Linked DNA regions of Homo sapiens: region 1 is linked to region 2. Evidence: read pairs that join two places in POLR2A ChIA-PET (ENCODE). Cell type or tissue: OCI-LY7. All regions are shown on one strand.

The links. Peaks named below come from ENCODE experiments on the same cell type or tissue, not always from the same donor. Only the 100,000 strongest peaks of a DNase experiment are listed, where the experiment ranks them.
Region 1: POLR2A ChIA-PET joins it to region 2 with 5 read pairs; 2 of 35 experiments call an interaction of 5 or more read pairs at or near these places.

The regions. Positions count from the first base shown.
Region 1 is chr18:5,438,892-5,442,891 of GRCh38, forward strand. The region is part of intron 5 of EPB41L3 (erythrocyte membrane protein band 4.1 like 3); the gene reads right to left. Among named protein-coding and RNA genes, the nearest start is that of EPB41L3, 100 kb to the right of the region's middle. In OCI-LY7, no CTCF peak of the experiment used is centred here; a DNase peak (open chromatin) is centred at 1,610.
Region 2 is chr18:5,821,302-5,825,301 of GRCh38, forward strand. The region is part of intron 4 of MIR3976HG (MIR3976 host gene); the gene reads left to right. Among named protein-coding and RNA genes, the nearest start is that of MIR3976, 17 kb to the right of the region's middle. In OCI-LY7, no CTCF peak of the experiment used is centred here; no DNase peak of the experiment used is centred here.

The DNA of each region.
Region 1 (4,000 bases), 380 kb before region 2:
GAAACATTATGAAGCCTTAACTAAGCTCCACATCTCATTAACACTAACTCTAATTGTATATGGTTTATCAATATAAACATGGAAAATACCCTTTTCTTTTTTTCCACATTTACTATGTGATCATTACTGTATTCACTCTGTTCTTCCGGCCTTCAAATGCAGTAACTTACCAAAGTCTGGGTATCTCTTCTCTGTGGTGCTGTTCATATTTGTTCCCTCTACCCAAGAGGTACACTAGAGCCTAGGTCCTGCTTGTATTTCGAATGGTTTACTGAAAAATTCCTCCCAGTCCCCCAGGCTTCCACCCTGGAGGTCTTTCACCCATGCCTCACCCAGCGGCCACCGACTTGCCCTTACTCTAGGATTCTGACTTCACAGTCCACCCCTTATGCTTCCAATACTCTCCCAAGACTTCCAAATCTCCCTGTCTCTCCATTAAATGACTTCTGGAAACTCCATTGCTCCATGAGCCCTTCCCAAACATTCAGAAGAAGGTACAGTACTGTATTTCCTAGCTCCTTTCTCTGAACTGTTCTCTTGCATCTGAGGCAATACTTAGCTTCATCAGTTTCTTACATTCTGTCATAAATGGCATAGATCCATCCATGTATTAGTTATAGTTAATTCTTAACACTACCATTGACATCACATTTAAGATTCCACATGGCAGGAACTCTACCTGAGGTGCCCTATAAAGGATTTACCATAGGACCAGGCATTAGTGGGAACTTAATATCATTTTTAAACCATTCAAAATATATCTGTCAGTCAAACACATTTTCGTAATTGTTTTTCCCACTGTTCTCAAAAAAGTACTTCTGCTTTTCCAAAAATATTCTGATTTGGTTTTATTTTCTTATTGATTCCTATTCACTTCCTATTAAAATAGATCCCTTCAACGCTTGCCAGTGGTAAGGTTCATAATGAGATCTGGCTTTCCCCCAAGCAAGTGGAATTAAAACTAATGGATTAGTTATGGGAAATGGATTTATTGCTCTTTTATAATTTTTATTCACTTCAAAGCAGGCCCTGAATCCAATGAATAGTTTAGCAATGTAATTATACAATCTTATAATAAATATCCAAGTTAGACACTAATAAGTAATAAAAAATACAGAAAAGACATTTAATGCAAAAATCCTCATTCTAGGAAAGCAAGTTTCAACCTATAGTGAGCCGAAGAAATACCTGAGGTACTTGTTAAAAATGCCAATTCCCAGGCTCCACCCCAGAGATTTTTATTCCAGAGATTTGGAGTATGGCCTAGGAATCGATGGCTTGAATAAGCTTCCTTATGTTTCTAATAATAAAAATGGGCTTTGGAACCACATTTTGAAAATCACTACTGCTACTAAGGAATCTACTTCCCTAAGGTTATAACACACAAAAAACACATCTTTCAGGACAGTATTTTGAAACAATGGGAAAGTGTACAGAAACTATAATACAATCTACACCCCAATAAAGAAAAAAAAGTCCAGTTAAATGGGGCATAACACTAGAAATTAAGGAGAGAGGCAGATTAAAGCTCAAATACATATCCCCATAAAGAATATGACAGAAACAAATCCACTGAGAAGGAAGTGCTTACGCAATAAATAAGTTTGCAACTCTACATCTGCTCAAATGAGGGCCCTAGTTAGAAAGAGGAAATGAAACAGCTTGAACACATTAAAATGAATATTTCTATAATGCTGATGTGGAATTTTAAGTTACAAATTTATGATAAATAGAAAATTATAACACTGATGATAGTTCATTCTTATGAAAAATTTCTAATGTTAGTCTTTTATGCCAGACAAATCTTAAAATTTCTAATATACTGCATTTATATCATAAAAGTGCGATATATGCTCTATGTCATAAAATTACTGTATCATAAACATACTTAAAATCACAAAATATAGTCTATTTAGAAATTTTAAGATCCTGCATGCTTAAAAGATGACTGGAATAAGAATTTTTTTCATAAGAACTCTTCAGTTTCAAAATTTTGTTTTTTAGAAGCAGGGTCTCACTCTGACACCCAGACTGGAGTGCAGTGGCACAATCACAGCTCACTGCAGCCTTGAACTCCTGGGCTCAAGTGATCCAACCCCCTCAGCCTCCCTAGTAGCCAGGACTAACTAACTACAGGCATGTGTCTCTGCGCTCAGCTAATTAAAACAATTTTTTAAAAAAATAGAAACAGGGTCTCATTATGTTGCCTAGGCTGGGCTTGAACTTCTGGCTTCAAGTGGTCCTCCTGTCTTGGCCTCCCAAAGAACTGGGATTACAGGCATGAAGTTTTAGAATTTTCTATTTATCATAAATTTGGACTTAAGATATTTGTTAGCTCGGTTTCCATTTTCTTAGAGATCTCATTCTAAAGGAATACTGTGAGCCCACAGCATAAAAAGCATGGAAACATCCTTTTATCATTTATATTTTGGAAGTGGAGATGATGGTACAATAATTACATTAGATAAGGTAATACTTCTCTGCCTTGGTTGAATGTAAAATTTTGTGGCAAGAGGGCATTTTAGTGGATGGGAAACAACAAAGAATACAGGTAAAAATATCGAATTCCAATTTTTTTTTTTTTTTTTTTTTGACACGGAGTTTCGCTCTGTCGCCCAGGCTGGAGCGCAGTGGCGCGATCTCGACTCACTGCAAGCTCCGCCTCCCGGGTTCACGCCATTCTCCTGCCTCAGCCTCCCGAGTAGCTGGGACTACAGGCGCACGCCACCATGCCCGGCTAATTTTTGTATTTTTAGTAGAGACGGGGTTTCACCGTGTCAGCCAGGATGGTCTCGATCTCCTGACCTCGTGATCCGCCCGTCTCGGCCTCCCAAAGTGCTGGGATTACAGGCGTGAGCCACCGCGCCCGGCCTCGAATTCCATTTTTAAAGAAATTCCAACTTTCCTTATCTCCTTTATCTGCAAGACTGTCAGTTTTCTTTATGGCAAAGTCATATACACTGCCTAATCTGCATGATAAAAAAATCTTTTAAAACTCTTGTTTTGATTGTCTTGTCCCTTTAGCTTTCTTCTCTTTGAAAGGATGGTAGAAGACACTATAAATGGGAAGTTAAAGAAAAAATGAATCCTATTAATAACAAAAAAGAAAATTAGTTTATACAGCCTTTCCTGTCATGGTATTATGACTTATCCTTGAACATTTTATATATTTTCAAAGTACTTTGCAATTATTAATCAGCTCAGTATTCCATTAATTAGATGAATAAGAGAACTTTATGCACACAAAATGTTAGGATATATATTCAGCATGTCTATTTTAGTAACTCTTTAATACTCCTTAGAAAAATATTTATCTTAATTTTTTTCTTAGGATTCCTCAGAACAAAAAATAAGTAGTGTTTTCACCTATTTATCACAACTACAGCTATCCCTGGTTTCCATCTCAATTAACTGTTTCTATTAACCTAATTTGTTATCAAGTTTCTGGGTAGTGGATACATCAAATTTCCCTCAAACATACGGTAAAGATGTCTTAATTGTATAAATAATCACCCGACTCTCTTATATCTAGAAGTATGGTTATACTTTTGTCTTTCTGGGATATTACCTAGTATTGAACCATTTCCAAACTGCTCACTAGTGATTATGTTTTATTAGTACTTGGGGTATTATTTTGATAGCTCACGACTTTCAAAGGCACTGAGAAGTATTTGCTTGCTCTTTTAATAGTAAACTGTTGAAAAGTTTTACTTATTGAAATGGGAATGATGTTCTTATTAATAAACTGCTCTTAAATGTGTTCTTTAACTAGAATTAGTTGTTTGGAAGAATTTAGACTTTACTGACAAAAATATGAATAAAAACGTAGTTATTTTAAATTAGTATCCATGTTTGCGGCAAAAGTAAGAGCTATCGGAAAGGGTAAAAAAATTTTAAAAACTCCTCCTTCTCAACCCCGACACTGGATGATACTGCTGGAGTAATTACTATTAAAACCTTCCTGCCTTCCAAAAGTTTTCCATGCATCTATACAGACATA
Region 2 (4,000 bases):
AAAAAAGATGAGACAATAAGTGTTGGTGATGATATGGTTTTATCCTCATCAACCCTCATACACTGTTGGTGGGTGTATAAAGTAGTATAAATATTGTGTAAAACAACATGAAGTTTCCTCAAAAAGTTAATAATAGAAAATACCACATGATCTGGCAATCCTACTTTTGGGTGTTTTTCCAAAAGAATTGAAATCAGATCTTGAAAAGTTATTAGTACTTTTGTGTTCATTGCAGCATGATTCACAATAGCAAGATGTGGAAGCAACCTAAATCTCTATCAACAGATGAATATATAAACAAAATGTGGTACACACATGCAATAAATTGTTATTCAGCCTGAAAAAAGAAGGAAATTCTGCAAAATGCAACAACATACATGAAACTTGAGGAAATCATGCTAAGCGAAATAAGCCAGTCATAGAAAGTACATGATTCCACTTATATGAGGTATCTAAAATAGTCAGGTTCATAGAATCAAATAATAGAATGATGGTTGTCAGGAGCTGGGGAGAGGGGGAAATGGGAGTTGTTAATCATATGGTGTAAAGTTTCAGTCAAGCAAGATGAACAAGCTCTGGTGATGTGCTGTACAGCATTATACCTATAGTCAACAATAATGAATTACATACTTAAAAATTTATTCAGAGGGTAAATCTCATGTTAACTGTTTTTACTGCAATATAATAAAGACCTTTAATCTTTGGCTTATTTTGACCAAACTAAAAGGCTTAGATTTACTGGATAGATACAGGTGGTCATCATGGTGTTCTTCAGATTTCAAAGAGATGGTCACCATCTGATATGGTTTTGCTGTGTCCCCACCCAAATCTCATCTTGAATTGTAGCTCCCATAATTCCCACATGCAGTGGGAAGGACTGGGTGGGAGGTAATTGAATCACGGGGGTGAGTCTTTCCCATGCTGTTCTTGTGATAGTGAATAAGTCTCACAAGATCAGATGATTTTATAAAGGGGAGTTCCCCCACACAAGCTTTCTTGCTTGATGCCATTAAGACATGAATTTGCTCTTCATTCACCTCCCATCATGATTGTGAGGCCTCCCCAGCCATGTGGAACTGTGAGTCAATTAAATCTCGTTCCGTTATAAATTACCCAGTCTCAGGTATGTCTTTATTAGCAGCATGAAAACAGACTAATACACCATCTTTTTTCATCTACTCTTAAGCCTTTGGCATCTTGGGTGGCCTACGGCAAATTTAACACATTGAGGTGTAAAGAGCTTATATTGCAGCTGGTGTGCCGTTCAGCTTCAGAGCATGTTCTGAGCTGTCTAGATAAACTCTACAGTATATCTGATCACACTGGGTTTCCACTCTTCCCACAAAATCTCACCTTTTTCAACCTATTCAAAGATAGCTTGAAACAATACTTTCACGCTGCTTTCACTTTACTCCCTCTGTGCATAGGATTTCAAAAAGCAAAATACTGTATTGATCAGGCAACTATCCTGGATTGTCTCAGAAAATACTCCATTCCCCAAAACAAGCCATCACCTTCAGTTCCTTTGAGGCTGCATCAGTGAATTATAAATTCGCTATAGCAAATTTATAATTGGAAAATGACATGAGATTAATTATGGAAATGCTTTTCCAATTTCAATAGTCAATTAATAAGCAAGTATATGAAGACCACAATAATTACATTGTTCTACAAGCATTGCACTACAAGCCTTATTTAACTATATTTAGACTTTTGAAAGAGAATCCGGTTAGCATTATTTTTTAAATGAATTTGACATTCAAGGGATGCATGAATTTACTTTGGATGTTGGATTACAAATTAATGCTTATCAAATTAACATTGATTTTCTTTGTAGTCTAGGACCATCATCACAGAGAATTTTTCTGCATGAATTCCTGCCATGGTTATCACCAGGCTCATGAGTGAGATATCGGAAGGCACACAAACTTCCACGGACCCTATTAAAAAATACTCTTTCCTGACATCTGTAGTAGCCATGTACAAGTCAAAGATCTATCTTACTCCCTTAATTGAAGAAATTGTTTTTCTCTATTGTGACCAAAGAGGGAAAGTAAGAGCCAGCATAGACCCTGGAAGTTGGTCCTAAAAGTATTTGATTTAAGTAAAACCTATGACTTATTTTCATAGTATAATTATATGCCTTCAAAGGCAGAGGTCCTACGTGTACAGTTAGATAAGTTGTAACAAATGTATAAAAAACACTGGAATCAAGATATACAATATTGTCATCACCCTACAAAGTCATGTGACATTTTACAATAGTAAAATGTAACAGGTCTATCTTTCCACACATCTTCTATAGTCTAAATTTTCTGGGAGTGTGTGGTCATCTTCACTTTACCTCCTTCCTCCTTGGTGTTTGGATGAATAGAAAAGGCAGAGGCTGCCGTCAATTCATCTACTCACTGGTAGCCCTCCAACCCCTTCAGACATTTCCTGGGACACTAGCTTTGTAGTCTAACAAACCAGGCATAACTCTTGGCTCTATATCTACTTATCAGAGTTATTTTAAATGCCTGAGCCTTGGTTTCCTTATCTATAAGGTGAAGATGCTAAATGTACCTCGTATGGTTGGTATAAAGATTAACTAAAATATGTAAAGGCCCCTGACGTTCAGAACATGCTCAGCTGATATGCCATTCACTCTCTCTAGTTAAAATCTTGGGTGCTGGGTCCTTTCTCTCCCTCTCCCTCACCCCAACCAACCATCCAAAGGGTATATTCTAGTCTTTTAGGATGCTGCATTTTAAAAAGACACTTTTTCTAATCAGAAAAACCAATCCTCACTAATGCGTTAGTAAACTTGAATAATTTCCCCTTCCAGGTAACATATTTGCATTTTAATTTAAGCCTTTGGGAAGATGTTGTTTTAGCCCAAATAAAGGACTTTGAGCTAAAAATGTCAGGAATTGGGGAATGGTGTAATATTTGGGGCCAGGCAGCAATATTTTTCTCTAGGTTCCAGATAGCTACCCTTCTGCCCATGTGCACAGTTGCCTGTGTTAAATGTAGGTGGCTTTTTTCAGGAAAAGATTATGTGTACAGGTTGCAGTCAAATTTTGGACAAGCTGCTTTAAACAAACTCATGCAGGCATTAAAGTCAGAGCCTGGAATCTAAGTGCCATGACAAGGAAGCTGCCTTCTCACGGCTGGAGTGACAGCTCACAGTTGTTTAGCAGATGACAAGTAGAGATCTGCAGATCAACACTAGCATCATGGCAGCAAGCAATGGTCTCTGCTTTTGTGCGCCTCTCAGTGAAACCCACCTGGCAGGTTCTGCTGGAAGCGCCAAGAGCATATCAGGGAAGGTAGCTGATCAGCTTCCCATTTAAAACATATTTAAATTCAGAGCCCTCAGTGAGAGGCATCAAAACAGCTAGATTAGCATTTTGGAGGGCTGCCTTTTTGTTTTCCTACCTTCCACACGCTGAACTGATAGAGCTCTGGCTATGCCTTGTTCTTCCTCTTCCTTTTTTACTGAAAGTGGTTGCTAACCATTAGAACCCGCCCAGGTATCAGTTCCTATTCAGGGCTCTGTCTTCCTGTGATGTTTCCTGAAGTCTTCTTTGCTATTGGCTAGTCCCTGATTTTGTATCATTTGCTTTTCTCAGGTAAACTGACTCCCATTCACCTTTCCTTTCACCATGCTTCTCTAGCAAACAATAAAATGTCTCTGGATCACAAAAGATACTCTGATTGAAGCAAAGTAGATCTGCTGTCTTTTCTCTCCCTGTGCAGCTTTGTAGATAGATTGTGGATAAAACTAAACGTCAGCTTCTCCAACTGCTGCAAGCACTGACCCCAAAGCAGATGACACATGTCACCCATGATCATCACTCAACTCAAGATTGATGATGAAGTGCAAAAGTGAGAACTCTTTTAGCTGTATACAAGTTTGCACTCAATATGTTTTCACAGCTTCAATTGTTTTAACAAACCATTTGAGGAAATATGTTTAGGCATAATCCTTTGCTTCCTTCTTTTTTGGCATAGCATT